2 separate regions of the Mus musculus genome follow, and region 1 is linked to region 2. The links are chromatin loops, found by intact Hi-C in ENCODE. Cell type or tissue: left cerebral cortex. All regions are shown on one strand. Each heading gives the region's core, and the rest is flanking DNA. Links, peaks and the distances in the headings are about the cores only.

Region 1 (11,017 bases), core at 1,008-9,007, 53 kb before region 2:
TAACAGTCTACGCTTCCACTTAAGCTAGGAAAATTAAACCATAACAGGTAGGAGGGAAATGAGGCCAGAAGTTCAGAGAACAGTAATAGAAAGAAAATGAGGAACATCAGCTCAATGACAACTGACTCATTGAAGAAATCAGTGCATTCTATAAGATTTTATCATGACTGGTGGGGTAGGGGGTGGGCGAATCAATGTCAGGAGTGAACGATGGGGCGTTTACAGAATGTAAAGACATGAGCAGATTGATAAGGGAAGACAGCAACACTTCGTACCCATACATTTTATAGGACAGACAAATGGACAGAATGGACACTTTGATTTTTAAAGCATTTATTTATGTATTTATGTATTTATTTATTTATTTTGTTTCTGTGCATGTGTGTGCATGCATGTGTGAATGAGCATGCTGTGATTTGCAGACTGCACTCAGTAGAAAACTTGGAAGAGTCAGTTCTTTCCCTCCACCATACAGACTTCTGGGATTGAACTCATGTCACCATGTTTAGTGACGAGTGCCCTTACTGACCAAGTCATCTTGTTGGCACCTGTACAAACTTCTTTCTTTCTTTCTTTCTTTCTTTCTTTCTTTCTTTCTTTCTTTCTTTCTTTCTTTCTTTCTTTCTTTCTTTCTTTCTTCCTTCCTTCCTTCCTTCCTTCCTTCCTTCCTTCCTTCCTTCCTTTCTTTCATGTATATGAATACACTGTAGCTGTCTTCAGACACACCAGAAGTGGGCATCAGATCCCATTACAGAGGGGTTATAAGCCACCGTGTGGTTGCTGGGAATTGAACTCTGAACCTCTGGGAGAGCAGTCAGTGCTCTTAACTGCTGAGCCCGAGCCATCTCTCCATCTCTCCAGCCCTCTGGAACAATTTTTTTTTTGAGAGAGAGTGTCTCCTGCAGCCCAAGGTGGCATTGCACTTGCAATGAAGCTAAGGATGACACTGAACATCCAATCTCCACTTCACAGTCACTGGGATTATATATGTATTCCACCATCAAGAAACCATCAAGGCTGGCTTAAGGACAAATGATATTGTTATTCCTGTAAATAGTAAGAAACTGTCTTGAATGTATCTGTATTAGTCAGGGTTCTCTAGAGTCACAGAACTTATGGATAGTCTCTATATAGTAAAGGAATTTATTGATTACTTACAATCTGCAGTCCAATTCCCAACAATGGTTCAGTAGTAGCTGTGAATGGAAGTCTAAGGATCTAGCAGTTACTCAGTCCCACACGGCAAGCAGGCAAAGGAGCGAGAGCGAGACTCCCTTCTTCCAATGTCCTTATATGGTCTGCAGGAGAAGGTGTAGCCCAGATTAAAGGTGTGTTCCACCACACCTTTAATCCCAGATGACCTTGAACTCAGAGATCTTCCTGTCTTAATCTTCTGGAATCCATAGCTACTATGCCTCAAGATCTCCATACCAAGATCCAGATAAGAAACTTCTATCTCCCAGCCTCCAGATTTAGGGTCACTGGTGAGCCTTCCAATTCTGGATTGTAATTCATTCCAGATATAGTCAAGTTGACAATCAGGAATAGCCACTACAGTATCCTAATTAATGTGGAGAAACACTAACTGTGGGGTTCTGGGGATTGTCGCACAAACCACCTAGACTCCGATCTCAGTCAACTAGCAGTGGTTCATTGGCTGATCGACCAGGAACATGACTCAGTCTCAGGGGCTGAACTGTGACCCCGAGTTAAGCCTGAGACCTAAAAATATCTGTGCCAAGTTATTTCACCAATGAAGCTTTAGGGTTGGGGATTTCGTTAGGGACGTGTCTTTGTTGTTCATTTATCCTGCTCCCATTGGTTGGGGTATTCAACTGTGGCAGGGGACTTGCCTTGTCAAATATTCATGTTTTAACTTGTCAACCAGGATGGGACTTGTTTTGTGTAACATTCATCTTTTAACTTGCCAACTGGATGTCAGTTATCCACATACATGTCTCCTTCTGCTGTGTAGCCTGTCAGTTCTCAGGGAGATCTTGGGAACTTGAACTTTACCACTCCTCAAAATGGAAGATTTATTTCAAGTACTTTCTTATATTGGTGCAGATGTTTCTCATATGCTGGGGTCCATCTCAGGGACAGCTTATAAAGGCAAATACCATAAAAGCTTATACACAAGTGCAGAAAGTGCTGCTGGATGCTTAGTTTGTGTCCAAGCTTATGGTAGGTAACTACACAACACAATTCTAATAATTTCTATCACAATTGGTTTTTAAGGGCACAGAACATAACAGAATACGTAATCAACTTGACATTAGAAAGTTTCCTAGTAAAAGCAGAAACATATGAGAACCTTTCCTTAGAATGGTAGGTGAGCCAGGCCAGGTAACAGTTATTTAGGCCTTAGCATTCTACCTGGGCTTCCACATTCCATCCAGGCCTTAATAATTTACCTAGGCCTTAACACTAAAGAAAACCAACTTGGGCACAAAAGGTTTTGTTTGGCTTCCTGGTCTCAGTGAATCATTGAGGGAAGTCAGGACAGAACCAGGGAGGAGTGCAGCTAACTGGCTTGCTCTTCATGGCTTGCTCAGCTTGCCCAGGATCACACAGTAGGGCTGCCTCCGCATTCTGATCACCCATCAATATGATGCCCATCAACCTTGCCTAGAGGACAATCTGATAGAGGCGTACTCTCAATTGAGGTTCCCTGTTCCCAGGTTGACTCAAGGTTGGCTTGTGTTCAGTTGACCAAAGAAACAAAACAAACAAAACAAAACAAAACCCTCAAAATCAAAACAAATAAACAATCAAACAAAAACTAAATAAACAAAAACCTGACCACGTAGTAGATGAAAATCTTCCACCTTAAAAGCTTCAAACTTTAGGCCAGGCCATGGTGACACATGTCTTTAATTCCAGCACTCAGAAGACAGAGGCAGGTATATCTTTGCGAGTTTGAGAACAGCCTGATCTACTTACTGAGTTCCAGATCGCCCAGAACTAAATTAAGAGACCCTGTCACAAAAAGTAATCCCCAAGCTTAGATAACAGATTAGACTTCTGCAGAAAAACAGACCAAAAGGACTCAAAACAAAACAAAACAAAACAAAACAAAACAAAACAAAACAAAAAAAACCTTCAGTAGAAACATTTATAACATTTGACCAAATATCTGGGTCCTGTGAGTCTAGCAAAACTGATACATGAAAAGAACCATGGCATCAACAGGAGACAGAATGATACAAATTGTACATAAACAACTACAGGAACGAAAAGAGGAGGAAGTATCTTCTAACTTATTTTATGGGAATAACATTACCCCGTGTTCAACCTAGGGATGAAAGACCTGTTTGAACTCTGAAAAACCAAGCAATATAACTAAGTGTGTCAATCAACATCAACACTACCAACCACAAAAACAACCCCAAAAGCACACCACCATTTCAAGTAAAAGAATTTGACCAAGCTTAGACGGTAACTTTCAGAACTTTCAGAAACCTAAAAATAGACCAAAAAACAAAAAAACAACAAAAAAACCCCTAGGATATCTGTAAAAGAGATACAATAACAACAGAGAAACAATAACAACAAATCCATAGTCAATACCCAGTCCTCTGGGAAAGACTGAACGGCTCTCTCTTTATATCCGAGGAAGAAGCCAGTAGTGACTGCCCTCATTTCTGTCCCAACTATTGCAACAAGGCAATAAAGTATATAAAACACACATGCTGGAAAAAATAAAAAAGACTATATTTGAAGATGACGAGGTTGTCCATATTAAGAAAAAAATCCTAAAGGATCTATAAAAAATACACAAGAAATAAAGAACAAGTTAAGCAAACTCATAGAGTACAAACATAATATTAACAAATCCTTAATAGTTCAAGTGCTATCAACAATTAGAATTCACGTTGTAAAGAATTTTTTTTCCTGAGTTGTTCCATTAGAAAAAAAGGAGGGAAGAAGAAGAAGGAGGAGGAGGAGGAGGAGGAGGAGGAGGAGGAGGAGGAGGAGGAGGAGGAGGAGGAGGAGAGAAGAAGAAGAAGAAGGAGGAGGAGGAGGAGGAGAAGAAGAAGAAGAAGGAGAAGAAGGAGAGAGAGAGAGAGAGAGAGAGAGAGAATGAATTTAAATTATGTTCAAATAACATGGTAGAAAATATCCGGTGTATAAAATATGTATTCTACATGCTTTGCTTTACATTTGACATAGTCTACCTAAAAGGGATTCTTTATCCTTCCAAATAATGAAATGCATGAAACAGAAATGTAATCTCTTGATCCAAAACTTAATCTTAACATTCTGCTGTTTAAGCTTCCAGATGGTACCTTTTTTAATCTTGATTTTGGCGCGCGCGCGCGCGCGCACACACACACACACACACACACACACACACACACACACACACACACACACACACATTTTCAATAGCAGTCTTATATTTCAAAGAGAGTGGGACTGATGTGGGACTTCTCTCCTTGGAAGGCTTGCCTCCCTGGATTTAACAACCTGTTTGTTGATAGCACAGATGTGGTTTCTCCTCACTGTCCACTTGGGGGCTATCTCAATCTATTTCAGATCCACTAGATAGGGACTGTCTTCCTAAACCGAGTCTTCCTGTCTAGCAGGAACTCATAGATTGTCCCTGTGATATGAAACGAGGCCGTTAGGCCCCAGTACCTGACTTTTTTTTGATACCTTTTAAAGTACATCATTAATGAAAACTAAACTCGCACAGGGTTCTGCACGCCTACCTTGCATTACCACTGCGTCTGCGCGCCACAAGTGTGGACTACATCTCCCAGGATGCATCGTGTCCCCGCCCGCGCAGCCTTACTTCCTGCGAAGGACTTCCGGAGTGTTAGTAACCTTGCTGACTACTGGATTTAGGGTCTTTTTGGGAGGTCACTGGGACTAGCTTGTATTTTTCTGGGAGGAGAGGGGGACAGCAAGCCATAACAGGGCGGCATCTGTCCCGTTTTCTGGTGTGCACAGACCTTGCTTTCTGGGAGAGGCGTTGGCTCCGCCTTCAGGCAGTCCTCTTACAGGTGGTTGGCTGTTGTTCTTGTCATTCAGCCGAGTCCTTGGACTTGTCAGAGATCATCAGTGAGACAGGCCAGCAATCCTGAGTTATAGTGGTTTAGTGACCATTTCTTTTCTTTTCTTTCACCCACCCCCTTTAAACCACGGACATTTTAGTGAAAAATAAAAATACTATAGATAAGTTGTCAGATAATTTATTCTGCAAACGTATGCGTGCTTTCTTTACCAGGTGTTTTTAAGGATTTTGTTAGTGTTGGCCTGGAATCCTTTTTTTCTAATCTTTTAAAACCTATTACTACTAATGTGTCTTGAAGATACTACTTAGGGAAAACTGAAAGTGTGTGTGTGTGTGTGTGTGCGCGCGCGCGCGCGTGTGGTGTAATTTCTAAGGAACTACAATTCCCATCCAGTTCAGATTGAAATGGGCTAAAGGGTGAGTGCGGTGGGCTCAGTGGTAGAGTACTTGCCTAGCATACTTTAAAAAATTCAAAAAAGGTGACTCAAAGTGGGCATACATTTCTTTATAAAAAGACACTGTTGAGGAAATGGGTGGGTCGGGGGCTTAAGATGCATGTCCTAGTTTGTTGATTCTGGAGTCTCTGTGAGTCACTATGCTTCCTCTCCGTACTTGATAGTTTTGTGAAAGCAACTCAAAAGGACACGCTCCTTCTCCATAAACACCCTAAAATTGAGATGCTAATAATGATATGATGATGGTTAAAACAAAAATAATGTGGACTGTGTAATAAGAGGTCAGATTAACTAGAAATGCTAGTTAAGATATAAATGTTGGAGAGATGACTCAGTGGTTAAGAGCACCTGTTGCTCTTGTAGAGGACTGATTGAGGTCCAACTTGTAGCTCCAGCTACAGGAGATCATTATCCTCTGCTGGTCCCTCTGGCCACTGTACTCACTGGCAGAAACCCACACATGATAAAAACATTAAAAAGTTGAAATATTGATGATAGCGAGGTGGTTATCGTGCCTGCCTTTAATCCCAGCAGAGGCAGAGCCAAGCAGATCTCTATGAGTTCAAGGGCAGCCTAGTGTATAGAGTGAGTTCCAGGACAGCCAGCGCTACATAGAGAAACATTGTCACAAAACAAAACATGTTTATCATGATTTAAGGGTGGTGAGTGAAGCTAGAGAATCTAGGAAGGGCCTGAAGATCTTGGAGAAGACAAGTCAGATATCAGTGCCTGTGTGAGTCACATCTGACTCGGTCACAGCTCTCTGTTGGCATCTTAAGGTTTAATACAGTGTGCTTTTGCTTTTATGTCCCTTGTGCTAAGTACTTCACGCATCAGTGGGAATTCCCCACCGAAACAAAGCCAGTAAGAAATATGTATACACACATATCAATATAAATATATATATGTATATGTGTATATGTATATATGTGTATGTATGCATATGTATATATACACACACATACACACACACACACACACACATATATATATATATATATTTATACACATGCATATGTATATTTGGTACATGGCATGCATGTATAGTTGCATATAATATATATGCATATATATAGTAACTTTACATGTACATGTATGATAGTATACATATATAATTGAAAAACATACTAGGTGATTTGTTTCATGGAAGTGTCGTATACAATTGTTGGGACTGGAGGGTCTGAAATCTGTAGGGCAGGCACATGAGCCAGAAACTCTAAGTTAGTGGTTTTCAATGGCCTAATGCTGTGGTTTTTAATGCCCTATTGCTGTGACCCCTTAATTACAGTTCCTCTTGTTATGGTGACCCCCAAACACAAAGTTGTTTCCATTGTTACTTTATAACTGTAATTTTGCTACTGTTATGGATCATAATGGAAATATCTGATATGCAGGATGTGCGACCCTGTGAAAGGGATGTTGGGCTCATGACCCACAGGTTGAGAACTCCTGCTCTAAGGTAAGAGCTGATGTTGGACTCGTGAGGTGGGATTTCTTCTTCTACAGGGAAGCCCTGGCTTAGATTCTGTCATTAAGCCTTTCCACCGATTTCTTGAGTCCTACTCACATGTTTGAGGATTGTCACTACTTAGAGTCAAGATATATAGATATATTTAACCCCCACAGTAATGTTAACTACATCTCCAAAATACCTTAAAGGAAACACCTGCGTTAGTGTTGGATTAGCAAATGGCGCCCTGTAGCCTAGTTGCGACACATAACACTGCTTCCTCTCAGAGCCTTTGCTCTAGTGTTATGCTTTTGCAACCCTCAAAATTGTGTTTTTGTGTAGCTTTGCACTTGGTATCTGTCTTGTCCCTCTACCATTTTCCTCATCCCTTACCTTTGTATCATTGCTGTATTTCTTCTTTCTTCTGTTTATCATCTTTCCCCCTACCTTAGAATTTTACCTCTGTAGGGTAGGGTAATTAATGGATTCTTAGCACATAGGATGTAGAATAGTCAAAAGGTAGAAAGAAGTATTAAGGTGAGAGCTCAGGATGTATTTGATGACCGGATGAAGGGCCAGAGTTCATCATGTGGTACCCTGACTAGCGGAGGAGGAGAGAGATGGAGGAATAGATGGATTGCAAATTGGGGCTCATTGTTTGCTACTGAAGAACTTAAATTAGCATAAATTCATTGGGGGCACAAGTTTGCTTCATTCTCTTTCTTAGCTGTGTGACTGTGACAGGCTCCCCCATCTCCTTGAGGTTCAGTTTCTTTATCTGGAAAGTGGAAAGAGTACTGCTTAGCACAGTAGCCTGTGCCATTTGTGAAGTGCTGTAGGACTTGGGCTCGTTGTGAGCATCAGTTAAAAGGTGACTCTTACCCTTACAATTATTGTTCCGTATCAAAGTGGGATATTTACAAGAACCACTGAAGTGAAATTATTGGATTTCAAAGTCTGGCCCGTGAGGAGGTTGGCACGCTGAAACTTTGCCCTGCACAGTGTCTGAGAACACTCATTTTAATTCCGGGTCCTATTGTTTCAAACAGAATGGACACCTTTCTGTGTATACAACCCATAAAAATGATGAATTGACTGAACCTTTCAGTCTGCCCTGGGCTTCCACTTTAAGTGTAGAGTTAGTTGGTTCCAGGTCAGAGCCTCCATTCATGAGTTTCCTATGGACCCATGAGAGTGAAAGTGCACTCTCTGCGGCAGATGTCCTGCCCCCTAGGATTCTTTTATTCTTCTGAGTCTGCTGCTTCGGCCAATAAGAGAGTTGGTACCCTGACCCAGCATCATAATTATGACCATGAACAGCTAAATGGCTTTTTAAAAAGATCTAAAGGACTCACAGTGAATTCTGATCACTATTGCCTGTTGCCTATGTATCAGTATAATTTCTAGGCTTCAAACCCTTCAGTGTTGATTGCCTCTTAATAATATACTTCTCCTGATCTGTGGGCTGGGTGTTTGCCAGAAAAATATCCTATTCTGAAAAAGGCCTTTTAAAAACTTGGTCAGCTTCTGATAGCATGCCGGATCTTACCAGGAACCATAGTCAGCAAGAGAGGTAGATTGCGGGTTGAGGCTTTTCTCTTTCAGGTTCTGACTATAGCTGGTTACAATGTTTCGCGTTTGTTTAAGGTGTGGGCAGATTGTGAAAATGTAGCCGGTTGGCCAAGGCTTTTTGAGCTGTGTTTGTTGCTTCTTTGGTTTGCTTTGCTCTGTCAGAAGTGGAAGGGAAAGCTATAGTCTAAAAAGAACAGACTCTCTCATTCCCAGCTGTTCTTTTATTTTACTCCAGGCTACTTCTATCCCTAGGGAGGACCAGGGTAATTGAGAGCAGTATTCTTTCAAGTCCCGCAGGTTTGAGATACCCGGACTTAAGGGTGGGACCATGAGCACCTTGTCCTTCTTTGGTTAAAACATCATTTCTTGCCCCAAAGTTAGGAATGGCATTGTGAAACTCTCCCAGCTTGGCGCTATTTGTTTCCCAAGTGAAGACAATAGATGATTCTTTGCTGTCCCATGTGTTTAATTTTCCATAGGTTCATAATAAAACAGTGCTTGCTGGTGTGTGTGTGTGTGTGTGTGTGTGTGTGTGTGTGTGTGTGTGTGTAATTTTTGAATGTAGAAAGTACCTGACACTCTGTCTACAGCACTGAAAGATCTCAATAGATCCTAGCAAGCGCATTTGACTATGACTCTTGGCTCCTTTATTGTGTTTTGCTTTGAATGTAGACTGCCTGAACCAGTGTCCTCGCTAGTAAGTCGCACTCCACAGGACAGCTGGAAACCTCACTTTGTTATTAACATTGTTCCATGGTCTTAGGTCACTACACACCCTCCCAGGGTGCCACCCACATGAAACTGGGGTGTTTGTAAAAGGAGGAGTGTTGGGATTACTCCCAGCAGTTTGTGTGTGGGGTGACGTGAGCATCCACGTGTCACGTGAGCGTCCATGTGTGCAGATATGCATGGGGGCCAGAGGTCAGTTGTTCTTCAGGAGCTGTCTGTCCACTCTGTGTTTTGAAGCAGGGTCTTCTACTGGAATCTGGGGCTCACCAACTGAGCTAGGCTGGCTGGCAAGCGAGCCTCAGGGATCTGTCTGTCTCTACTTCTCCAATGCTGGGAATAAAAGCACGTATTACCATGCCAGGCATTTTCTGTGTTGCTGGGAGTGGAATTCAGGTCATCAGGGTTGCGCCTCAAGCACCTAATTAACTGAACCATTACCCTTGCCTGGCTATCAGTTTCTTAATATGGTGGTGGGGGAAGAAAGACTCCAGGCTCCATCTAAACGTTGCCCTTTTCATTCCTGAGCTGTGTCAGCTGAGGCCACTATTTGGGTAAATCTCCAAGATTCCTGCCTCTTCACTGGCTCTGGGTTCTTGTTCCCACCTAACCCATGATCTCAGTTCCTGGAAGGATTTTTTAAAAACTATTTTTCTACATTCCTACCAGATATTTTGCATAAACCAGCACCTTCTTGTGTGTGTGTGTGTGTGGTGTATGTATGTGTGTTGTATGTGTGTGTATGTGGTGTCTGTGTGTGTGTGTGATGTGTGTGTCCCTGTCCCCTCAATTTTTTGATTCCTTAGCCTCTTTTTCTTTCAGACTTTCTAAGATAGTTAAATTTTTATCCTGGCCCATCTAAGAACACTTTAGCCTCAGAGCTCCTCTAATGTTCGGAGTCTTACTATTTCGTCCTGATGCGTGAGGCCTTGGATCACCTAATGCTCCCACGGCCTCTCAGATCTTACTTCTTTCTCTCTAGGATCCTTTTTAGGTAGGCACACTGTGTTCTAATGAATATGAATGATAGCATTTTTTTTAACTTTTATTTTGTGTTGACAAGTATTTTCACCCAACAAATAAATACTGCACGTGCGTCACATCTCACGGATTCTATAAGATAGGACAGAGCAGTACAAAAGACACAAAGGAAGCCTGATCCTTCATAAAGTCGATGTCCCAGTGAGAGACAAAAAGGGGCCTCATGAATAAATCATACAGAGGTAGGTAGCAGTCAGTGCTAGGGAGCAAAATAACGCTGGGTCAGGGGCAAGAGAAGATGGCGTTGTCATCCAGGCAGAGGCTTCTGAAAAGATGTGACTGTGGAAGGATTCCAGAATAAAGTAAGGATGTCAGGCAGGCAGTGCTTGTGGGGAAGAAAATCCCAGAAAAAGGTAGAGGGAATGTGAAGACTGAGAGCAGAGGCAAGCCCAGAACAGGGAGGGGCTGGGGAGCAGAGAGAGAGAGATGGGAGGAGTGATAAGGAAGGACAGACTAGAGTAGAGAGTCTCACGGGTTCCAAAGGATGGCATGTTAAGTGAAGCGGAGGTTCACTGGAGGTCTGTGTATTGGCTTGGGTTTTGTTTTTGAAATGAAATACGTTGCACATACTGTAAGATTTATCCTTACAGAATACACAGTCCCGTGCTCTTCATAGACACAAGGATTTTGCCACCTTCAACAGTATAGTCCCAGAACATTAATCACCCCACAAAATAACTCACTTAGCAGACTATATCTGTAGTCATTCCTAATTGTCTTCTAGGCCCTAGAGATCACTAATCTACTTTCTAT
Region 2 (11,017 bases), core at 1,163-9,162:
ATGTTTCCCAGATTCCTGGCTCCTGATGACATGACCAATATGCGTTTGTAGGGAAAGATGTTATGAGTACTTTAAGAGTGTAATCCCAGAATTTGTAAGGCCAAGCGAGGAGGATCCTGACTTCAAGGCAGCCTGGGCTTGAGATGGTCTGTGTTTTCCTAGTGTGAGTATTGACCTGAATTTGGAATATATATGAATCTCACTGGCATCTAGGAAGTGATATATGTCAGTAGCTCAGAGTTTATTTTGAAATCATCACCAAATATGGATGCTTCTCAACTTGTAAGGTGCCTGACCCCCATAAACACATTTACCAGTGGAAGCACTGTATCCTAAAATGCTATTGACATACCTAGTTTAGAGAAAGAGTGTAGCAACTGGGACATTGCAGTGTGTGGGTTGTTTCACAGGGTGGCCCTGTGGTTGAATGGGAGATGAAAAGGTCTGCCATTGCCCAACATGGCAACAAAGTATTATACTGCTTAGTGCTAGTCCAGGAAAAGACCCACATTCAGAATTTGCCGTATGCTTTCTACTGAGTCCTTGTTGCTTTTGTACCATTGCATAATTGGAAAATTGTAAGTAAATGATTGTTAAGTTCAGGACCATCTGTAGTGATATCTCAGGCTCTGGGCGTGGATGAGAGCGCCCAAAGAGAAAAAAAAAAAAAAACCCAAACATATAAAATGAGAAAATAAGAGGGTTGGAGACGGGGTGCCTGGAAACACCATAATTTAGGAGGCTGGCAGCAAAAGAAGAGCCAGCCAAGAAGCGGAACAGAACGGGACAGAACGATGTCACAGAAGCCCAGCGGGGGATGGGAAGTGCAGACTGCACCAGGAAACCATGAGCAGACAAGGATGGGAAATGGCACATTCGAAAGATTACGAATGGGAAGCACATAGAAATATCCATAGGTCTATTTCTGAGGATAAAATTGCGGGACTCCACCTCCGTATGTGTGTGTGTGTGTGTGTGTGTATGTGTGTGTGTGTGTGTATACAGTTATGTACATGGTGGATGTAAATAAGACAGATTCCTGTCTTTGCTTACTTTAAGAAAATACTACCAATTGAGCTACATCTTCAACCTTGTTTCTTTTTAAACAAGGTTTCCCTATGTAGCTCAGGCTTGCCTTGAACTCAGACTTCCTCAGCCTGGCAAATGCTGGGATTGCAGATGCTTGCTACTACGCCCAACAACTCTTATTTTCTTTCAACTTCTCTATGTTTTCTGACTTCCATCTAATGTTACATTTGTATTAAAATGTTCTTAATGGGATCTGGCCTAATGGTTCAACCGTTAAGAGGACGTACAACTCTTGCAGAGGACCCAGGTTCAGGTTCCAGTACCCAAATGGAAACTCACAGCCATCCACAGTTCAGTTCCAGGAGATCTGCGTCTTCTTTTGACCTCCAGGCACACACAGAATCCACATGCCTACAGGCAAAACATGCATGCACACAAAATAAAAATAAAATAACGTTTTTTTCCTTTTTTTTTTTAAAGGATTTATTTATTTATTTTTACATATGTGACTACACTGTGGCTGTCTTCAGACATACCAGCAGAGGGCAGCAGATCCCACTATAGATGGTTGTGAGCCACCAGGTGGTTTGCTGGGAATTGAACTCAGGACCTCTAGAAGAGCAGCCAGGGCTCTTAACCACTGAGCCATCTCTCCAGCCCCTCAACCAACCTTTTAAAATGCTATTGAAGTATAAAACAAATGCGCTGAGAAAGTCTGGACTATTCCGTACGAACTCAGAGATAAGAGCAAGGAATTGTGGATTCAAAAATAGTTGACCCTCTATGTGCTGGGCCCCAGGCTAATGACAAATAAGGGATGTGAGAATGACTGTGACATTCTGCAAATTAAGGAAAAGACTGTTGGTTTGCAAGGGGGTGGGGATATAGGCACTTGAGCTGGTAACACGTGAGGCTAGCTGATAGTCTGCTACCACATTAAACTGATTTCACGTGCCTTATAACCAAGATGGCCTCTATTCTGTAAGCTCCAGATGAGCTTCTGAGGGGCAGAGAGGACACGAGTTGGGCTTGAAGGGAAGAAAATGTCTGCTTGATTTGGATAACCATGTGTCTATTGACGTGGACAAACCCAAGGGAGGTGACTGGGCATGGTGCTCAGGGACTGCCATGATCCATCTCATCTGGAGACCCTGGGGGGTTGCATGGACCTGTAACTAGGCTGTGATTGATTGTGACTGGATGTGTACTGATAGGACTGGATGGATGGATTGCTAGACCGTGTGGGAAAGAAGGAATCAAGAACTGAAAAAAAAAATTAACAGTCCAAGAAAACTTTTTTATGTGTGGTTAAAGACCACACATAAGTAGGGCATTGCTCTTTCTGAAACAGTGAGATTGGGGTGCACTTAGAGCGGGCAGGACTGTTTCCTGATGGAGAATCTAGTGAAGACACAAATGGGAAGCCAATCGTCAGGAAAGCACGGAGACAGGATGCTCCCTGTGCCTGGCAATGGGGTTTCCAGGACTAGCCTCTGTTCACGGATACAGGGCCTTAGGATGCCTCTTAGAGATTTGTGGACATGGTCCTCTCTGGCTCCCCTGAGTTTTCATCTCTGAGGAAGCTCCTATCATAGATAGCAGGGAAGAGACATCGGTTGGCCCCACCAGACCTCATTGTTTCTGTCGTTCCTTCGGCCTGCACATGAAGGATGCTGAACCGAGATAAGAAGCTCAGAAAGAAGGCGTGTGGATGGGGACCGGAGGGGCTATTTATGTAGGCCTTTCCTCTCCCTGTTCTAGGGAAGAGAAGACAATGGGTTGCACACCGATTAAAATAAACAGAGATAGCACAGGCCCATAATTCCAGGATTCAAGAGCCAAGGCAGGAACGTTGTTAGTTCCCGGACAGCTTGGAAAACAATTCTGGTTCACCTAGACTTCCTAAGATGATCCTGTCTAGAAAAAAAACAAAAAACAAAACAAACAAACAAACAAAAAACCCAGACACACAAACAAACAAGCAAAAATAAAAAACAGCAACAGCAAAGAAAACAACAACAAAAGGGGCCGCAGAGATGGGGGAAGGGGGCTTGCTGAGCAAGCAATGGGGAGTTGAGTTCAAATCCCCAAGACTCTTGAAAAGCCAGGTCTGGCTCTGTGCCCACCTCATTCCAGTGCTGTGGCTGGCAGAGACATGAAGATTGCTGGAGTGGCTGGCTACCAGCCTAGTTCTAGGTTCAGTGAGAAACCCTGTCTCCAATCAACACCGTGGAGAAGGGCTGAGCAGGACACTCTGGCCTCCGTGAGTACACATGCACACATGCACACATGTACCACACTCACCCATACACACACAAAGCCAGAAAATAATGACCTGTGGTTATTAGGCTTTTAACTTAGGTGCCTGGTGGGTAAAGACATACAACTACCATGCAGTGTGTATATCCCTGTGGTTACTGATATATGAAATATAAATGCAAGGAGTGTGCAGTGTTATTATGGGAGAAATAAAGGACACTGTGCAGGAAGGATCTATTTTGAGGCCACAAGACAGGGTCCTTAATCTCACTGCTCTCCTTCTACAAGGGCATGCATACTTTCCTTTATCCCTGTCTGTGGAATCCACTAATTCTATGGCAAAGAGGAGGTAGAATTATTTTTCAGATGTTTACACATAGATAGTGACAGTCTCCTAGGGTGGGATGCTTTCCCCAGTGGTTAGAGAAGGCAGGTGGTGGGCTGAGGAAACTGTAAGCCAGGCAAGAAGCAGGTGTAACTAAATGTAAGGGAATACTTTTAAAGTTAAGTGACCAAACAGCAAGAGGTTCCAAGCGAGCTGGCCTAGTAGAGCCCATAGGCCGCTGCACCTGTCATAGGTACTGGGCCCTCTTCTTGCATTCAGTATTGTCTCCACGGAACAGCACAGAGGACAGCAGCCAAGGATGTTCAACCAATAAGGACAGCCAAATTTAGGAGTTAACAGGCAGCGTTCCCTCCAGGTTCAGTCCCAATCAAGACAGTTTAAGTTCATGTAACTCAAACCCTTGCATTTTGCAGGAACTGGACCGGTTATGGCAAAGACATGAAGTAACTTTGGAGAGTGACTTTCTAGGGGAAGGCCTTCCTAACCATCCTAGCTTCCACACTGAGTGCCAGGCTGGCCCTTCAACCCCCCTCAAACCCCCCCCCCCCCCCCGTTCCCCAGTAGGAGATCCAATAAAGTAGGGGCACAAGTAATGCCGTCTTTTCAGCTGACTTCGTTCCTTACATTCCTTTGCAGCGGGCGACTTTCCAAGATGAGTTTGTATATGCAGCCTGTGCACAGCGGTTCTGAGCACTTAAGCCACAGGTCGGGAAGGGTCCCCAGGCTTCCGGGGCTCTCTCTGGTCCATCTCCACCCTTCAGGTAGGATGTAGAGTCAGGTCATCTCCTTCCTTCCCTACGGCCACCACCAGCTGGTGGCCAGCTCCCAAGCCAGCGCCCCGTCCACCACTTCTGGTGCCCCACAGTCCCAGCGTGGCCCCGGTGAAAAGCGCGCGCCCTTCGGCGCGATCCCCACGCTCACACGCGCTGCCGCTTGTTGCTCCCCGCAGCCGCGACGTGGGGAAGTGAAAATGAAATTGACTTTTCCGAGAAATGATGAAAGCCGTGCCGGCCGCCAATGAACAGCGGCGGCGAACTTCCGCACCTCCAGGCTGGCGGCTGGAGCCCTCCCTCTGCCTCCACCTCCGGGTTGCACAAGCTTGAAACAAACACTGGGGAGGAAGGGCGGGGAGGGAGGAGGGCGGAGGGGGAGCGAGGGAGGGAGCGGGGCCGGGAGAGGGCGGGGGTGGGGGGGATTTCCAGCCTCGGCTCCTCGCAGTTTCCTCTCCTTGTTTTGCTTTCGATCTGGACTGTTCTCAGGCAAGCCGGGGACTAACTTTTAGTTTTGCTCCTGCGATTATTCAACTGACGGGCTTTCATTTCCATTTTACACACCCTAACAACACTCACACCTTGCGGGATTGTATTGGTAGCGTGGAAAAAAAAAAGCACATTGAGAGGTAACATTTTTTTTTTTCAAATAATAGTTGTGGCTGTGCGTGTGTTTTCTCTCGAGGGCATGTTGACGGGGACAGGAGGAGCTATGTATGTATGTGCGTCCTGATGCTTTGACACGATGTTTTGCAGACGGAAAAATGCCGGGGTTCATAAATATTAATACCGATTTTTGGAGGAAGAGTCGGCGCAGTTATGGATCATCTGATTTTAGGGGAAGCAGGGGTCTGCTGCTGTTGCCGCTGGTACTGGGGCTGCTGAGGCTGCAAAGAGGAGGAGGTAGAGAGGGAGGAGGAGGAGGTTAGTGAAGGTTTAATTTCACTTTTGGATTTGCAGATGAGAAGAGGTGGCTCCATGGACACAGATCTGCTCTGTGTGATTCTGCGCTCCAGGTGTCGTGTGTTGTGGGTACAGGTCCGTTGGAGTCCGGCCTCATTTAAAATAAAATTGGTGTGTGTGTGTGTGTGTGTGTGTTGTATGTGTATGAGTGTTTACAGACACTGTCGCCACCAGGTCCGAGGAAGGGAACCGGGTTCTTCTCGGTGCCCAGCGGCCCTTCTTTCCCGGCGGTCTCTGGTGTAAATAGACTGGCACCCGCGGTCCCTAGATGCCCGTGCCCGGGCAGTGACCACTGTAAACTTGAAGGCTGCCCTAAGGCGGTCCCAGGATGCGCTCGCCCGCGGGGCTTGGGGTCGGGTGACCGGCGTCTGGTGCCAGTGGACACTCGGGCCGGGCGGGCTCCGCGCGCGGCTGGGCGCGGGCCTGGCCGGCGCGCCCGGCTTCCTGGGGACTGGGCCGCCGCCACACGCCAGGAACGTCGCGTCCTCCTCCCCGCCGGCCAGCGTCTGGCCTGGCCTCCGGGCTTTGTCACTGCACTTGTCCCAGCGCGTGAGGCGCCTCGGAGGCGCGTCCCCGGAGGGCTCCGCGCTCAGGGGTCACCCACCCCGGCGCGGCCTAGCTGCGAGTGCCTCCGGGTCCCCGCGGGCGCCCCCGGGGCCGGCCTGGCGCGCTGGGCCCCGACCCGCCTTGGCTACGGAACGGGCGAGGTGTGGGGGCGGGGAACCTCCGGGGACCGAGCGGCGCCCGGCGGGCTAGCATGGGGTTGGGGGTGAGGCTGACGAACGCTTGGGGTCTCCGGGACGTGGTGGGAATGAGTGCCCGCCCTGTGCCCTCCGACCCGCTCCGGGCGCCGGGTGACATTCGCCCGCCGGCCGAACATGGTTGGTGCAGAGCGGCAGCCACCACTTCCTCTCCGCCCCGCCGGCCCGGCTCTCTGGGCGAGCGATGCGGGCCGCGGCCAATCGCGGTGCCCAGCTAGTCCCTGTCGCTCGGCCTTGGGGGCCGGCTCCCCTGAGCGGCCCGGGAAGCCTTCGCGAGAGCTCAGGGCCCCGGCTCCCCGGACGCTGTCCGCTGGGCCCCGGCTCTCGGACCGTTTGCCACCCTCAGTCCCTCGCCCCTTAGGAGCAGGGAAGGGAAGGAGGCTAGTAGCCTCCGCCGCGAGCCAGGACTGTGCTCGGGCCCCAGGTGAGACGCCCGGATCAGTCGGTGGAGGCGAGATCCTTGGTGGTCGGATGTAAATAAGACCCCTGGGATTGGCAGGCCACCTTGTCACTCGTTTGCGAGCGGGTTTGCAGGTCCTTAAGCCCAGTGTGTTTGAAACTTGGGGGACATGTTTCTTGTCCCCTCCTCCCTCCCGCGTGGGCACTCCTTGTCCTTCCTTGGTTGTGTCTGTACCAGGGAGGCAAAGTAGTCCTGGGGTTAGCTTTCTGCCACTCGCCTCCCTGTGGCTGGGACTCCGGGCTGCTCTTGATGAATGGCTCCTGAGGGTGGAGGACAGTTACATTTCCTGTTGTGCATTTTCAGGAATCACGGGAGCTTGGGAGCTTGTTGTCATGCCTGAAGTCATTTATTAGTTTTGTTTGTTGGTTGTTTTTGTTTTTGTTTTTGTTTTTTTTTATATCGACTGACTGCAAGTAACATTTGAAGTTAGCAGCCTGCACTTAAGGTGCTTAAGGGCAGGTGCAGGGACCCGTTTGTTTAGCCTACTGTTTTTAGAAGGTGGTTGATTGCATGGTAGACAGATGCACACTGCTTGGTTAGGGCAGAGCCCTAGAGGTTGCCCTGTTTAACTTAATCACTCGCCCAAGTGCAGGAGTCTCTGATTTTTCTCAACTCTCATTCTTTTTTGGGGGGTGGGGTGGCGTGTGTCACAAAAATAGAAACCAATAAAAGCTTGGCATTTGGCTTTTCTAAGGCAGCTTCAAGCAAATGGAATATTTCAGGCTTGAGTTGGCATCTCTAAGGGGTAACGTTGGAGCATCTATTGATTGATGGGGCAAAGTCCGGAACGTCACTGTGATTGGTGAATGATTATAATTTATAGCCTAGCTTGTTGCGTAAGAAGTTAGATTTTGTCTTGTGCTTAGATCCAAGAGATCTTGCCTGTTATGATTTGTTACTGCTTCTTAAAATTAAACACTTACATATTTCATTCTCAATGAGTGGTCTTTTTTCCCCCCCTTGACCTGCAAAAGTTAGGAAGAGTTGCACGTGTTTCAGAATGACTTAACCTGTAAAAATGGCATCTTCATGAAACAAAAAAAGAGGACTTGTAATCAAATTGGAAGCAAATTGAGGCAAAAGAGAAATTGACATGAAGTCCTGAAGGCTCTAGGAACTATGGGCTCCTGAAATACTTTATTAAGTAAATATTTAATATACCAGAGCGAGTGAAAGCTGTTTAAATCTAAGAGTGGAAGACTTGAAACTTTGGATAGTCCCTTGACGCACATTGATTTCCTCACATATCCAAGTGCACCACTCTTTTAATCTCAGCTTTATTCGGTAAAATCTGGATCCTCTTTTCCAGCTTTCCCCCCACCCCACCCCCTTTTTTAATGGCAAATAGACTACTGAACTACACCGGGAATTTTATTGCAGATCCCTTATCTGCCTCCTGCCAAACAGGCCTTAGCGCAATCTGGAGAACTTATTTATATATTTGACAAATATTTGTGGGCCATGAACTACCAGACACAGTGGCAGGCTCTGTGAACCCAACTAGAACCGTGAAGGACAGATAGCCTCTTCAAGTTCTACAGAAGTTGCATTCTAGCTGTGAGCTGACAACAACCAAAAATAAATCCAGTAATTACCTCTGGGGGTTGGTCTAAGAAAGGGAATAGTGTATTCTACTTACCGGGCTGCTTTGGGGGAACAATTGTGATACTGTGTGTGGAAGAACATTGTGTAAATTATAGTAACCCACAAATGTGTCATGTATTGACTTTCTAAGTTCTGTTAGATTACTGTTAAAGCGAATATTAGAGAGGTGAGTGTCCCGGTACATACTTTTTATCCCATTGAGGCTGAGGCAGGAGGATTGTGAGTTCAAGTTTAGATACAGGCTGAGAGCTTGTCTTTAAAATAAAAGTGAGGAATCACAACAGGACAGGACAGTGCCTCTGAGGGTACACAAATCATGGCAAAGAATTACACATTTGGATAACTATTATATGTAAAGTATCAAAAATGTTTAGCAGTGAAATATTATGTGAATTTTTTTCTCTTTTTTTTGGCCTGCTAGGAGAACAGTTGACTGGTATCCATGAAGACCAAATGATGTGGGGATAACTGACTTGGATGCATGTTTTTCCAATTTATTTATACATTAAATTCTTTATTGTAATGAACTTACCCATAAAGACATCATAAAGGTAGAGAGAGGCGGCCATTCAGACAAACACTTGCCCAATCCCCGTCTCTGTGATTTCTCTGAACCTCTCTGTGGTTGGAAAGGGCCCCTCTGAAGTCCACAAACATCACCTGGGGGGCTTGCATTTCGTTAATCGTTACATAGTTACACCTACCACTAACATTAAAACCTAGAAAAACATTAGCTTTATGTTCTCCTTCATGCCTCATGGTTCCCTTTGCAGTCTGTCTTTCCCCATCACCTAATAGTACTCTTTCTTGGTCTCTTTTCTAAATAGCATAGGACACCCACACTTATAGCTGTGTACATAGGGGTGTGTGTGTATTATAGGCTAGGACCTGAGTATGAGGGACAATATGTTTCCCCTTTTTATAATGCAACACACAGGTGTCACTATTCTTTGGTCTGAATTTTCTTCACCGTCGTGTCAGACTCATTAAGTTATTGCTGTTATGGGTATGGCTTAGTTCTATTCTGCAGTCCATTGCGCTGTCATTAAAGGGACTTAGTTCTATTCTGCAGTCCATTGCGCTGTCATTAAAGGGACTTAGTTCTATTCTGCAGTCCATTGCGCTGTCATTAAAGGGACTTGGTTGACTTGGATTCACTGACGAGTGCGCAACACTATGTGAGTAAAATAATACGACATTATAAGCGAGAATGAACATCAATAGTATAGATTTGTAATATATGATATGTGAACAAATACATTGCTGTGAAGTAACAGGAAGTATTAACAGTAAAGCCAATGCTATTCATATGTATGGCACTCCATACTCCTTCCTGGACAGGGGGAGAGGTGAGCAGGACTTTCTACCTCTGTCTGCCCTACTCCTGTACTGCTCTTTGGTTTGCATGGATTAATATTTAGTTAAGAATATCAGCTTAATGTATAATGGGGCTGAGTTGAGTGGGGGTGTTAGCCAGTGGAGATTGTAGCTAAGGAGGTTTGATCAAGCTTTGACTTAGCCCCAAAGGAATAATAAATTATGTATAGGTACCAGATTTAAACATGAAGCCATTATTTTCAAATAAAATGCCAAGGAAAACAATGACCCAGAAAAATGCAAGCCCCAGGCAGCTACCACCCAAACTGTGGCCATGTGGTGAAGATTTCCCAGGCTCTGTGTGAATTCAGAGCGAGCAGTAGGCCTATGATGGCTAGCCCTTGACTGTCAGGTAGCCCTTTAAGTTGATTTTACACCTTACAGGATTCATCTTAGGACAGTCCCTGAGACAAACTGTTCACGTAGGAAGCCTTCATGTGATTTCTTTTCAGTACTTGGATACCTGTGGCTTCCAGTCAGAACTCCTGGTCAACTTGTAAAAAAATGTGATTCGGGGGCTGGCGAGATGGCTCAGTGAGTAAGAGCACTGACTGCTCTTCTGAAGGTCCTGAGTTCAAATCCCAGCAACCACATGGTGGCTCACAACCATCTGTAATAGGATCTGATGCCCTCTTCTGGTGTGTCTGAAGACAGCTACAGTATACTTATGTATAATAATAAATAAATCCTTTAAAAAAAATGTGATTCGCATCAAATCTAGTAAAATCTAGTAAGCCTTATTCTACCCAAACAGAGGGAAACCCATGTGTTGGCGCTCTGGGAAGGTCCTGACATACTGGGACCAGCTGAGGCCTTCCCTCAGAACTTCGAGTTCCTCTGGGGACCCAGGAATCCTATACCATTACTTGAAGTGAATAATAGTTAAATGTCGTGATCCACAAACATATTCATTTATCAAGGATTTGTAGACAACTAGCCATGTACAGGGTTTTGTATAGAGAAAGGTGAATGGGCTCAGAAGCCTAGAATTCACTACATCCATGCACAAAACACACACACACAAAACACACACACACACACACACACACACACACACACACACACACACACACACACACACACTTGCACCCACAAGCACACATGTATATGCCCTGAATTGAACCCATAGCCTGGAGTGTGCTAAGCAAGTGCTCTACCATTCAGCTATACCCCGAACCTTGGCATTGACTTTTATCTCTATTATTCATTCTTTACTAACTTCCCCCTTTGGAACCTTAATTCCACAAACTGTGGTTTGATAGTTCTGCAATCCTCAGGGGACCAGGCTAGTACATTTGCTTATTATTAAATGACCAAGGGAAAGGAACATTTAGAAACCATTCAGGATTCTTTAGATTGGAGACTGGCTCCAGTCCATAGCATTTATAGTATATTACAGAATATAGTATAGTATAGTATAGTATAGTATAGTATATTACAGTATAGT

What was found. A loop is a pair of places that touch in the nucleus more often than their neighbours do. Peaks named below come from ENCODE experiments on the same cell type or tissue, not always from the same donor. Only the 100,000 strongest peaks of a DNase experiment are listed, where the experiment ranks them.
Region 1: it touches region 2 in a loop (4-fold over the local background); 18 of 42 quality-filtered maps call a loop at or near these places.

The regions. Positions count from the first base shown.
Region 1 is chr8:46,682,224-46,693,240 of GRCm38, forward strand. No RefSeq gene overlaps it. Among named protein-coding and RNA genes, the nearest start is that of Gm31111, 8.7 kb to the left of the region's middle. In left cerebral cortex, for the core only: a CTCF peak has its summit at 4,533; DNase peaks (open chromatin) are centred at 4,765, 4,987 and 8,618; H3K4me3 peaks cover 881 bases; H3K27ac peaks cover 772 bases.
Region 2 is chr8:46,734,904-46,745,920 of GRCm38, forward strand. Irf2 (interferon regulatory factor 2) reads left to right here and starts at 4,842. Exons shown (of 9, transcript NM_008391.4): 1 at 4,842-5,033. It overlaps Gm16675 (predicted gene, 16675), which reads right to left and starts at 4,612. Exons shown (of 3, transcript NR_045750.1): 1 at 4,259-4,612; 2 at 1,369-1,440. In left cerebral cortex, for the core only: CTCF peaks have their summits at 1,578 (motif pointing right), 4,668, 6,236 and 6,807; DNase peaks (open chromatin) are centred at 3,185, 3,911, 4,346, 4,665 and 6 more places; H3K4me3 peaks cover 3,648 bases; H3K27ac peaks cover 3,030 bases.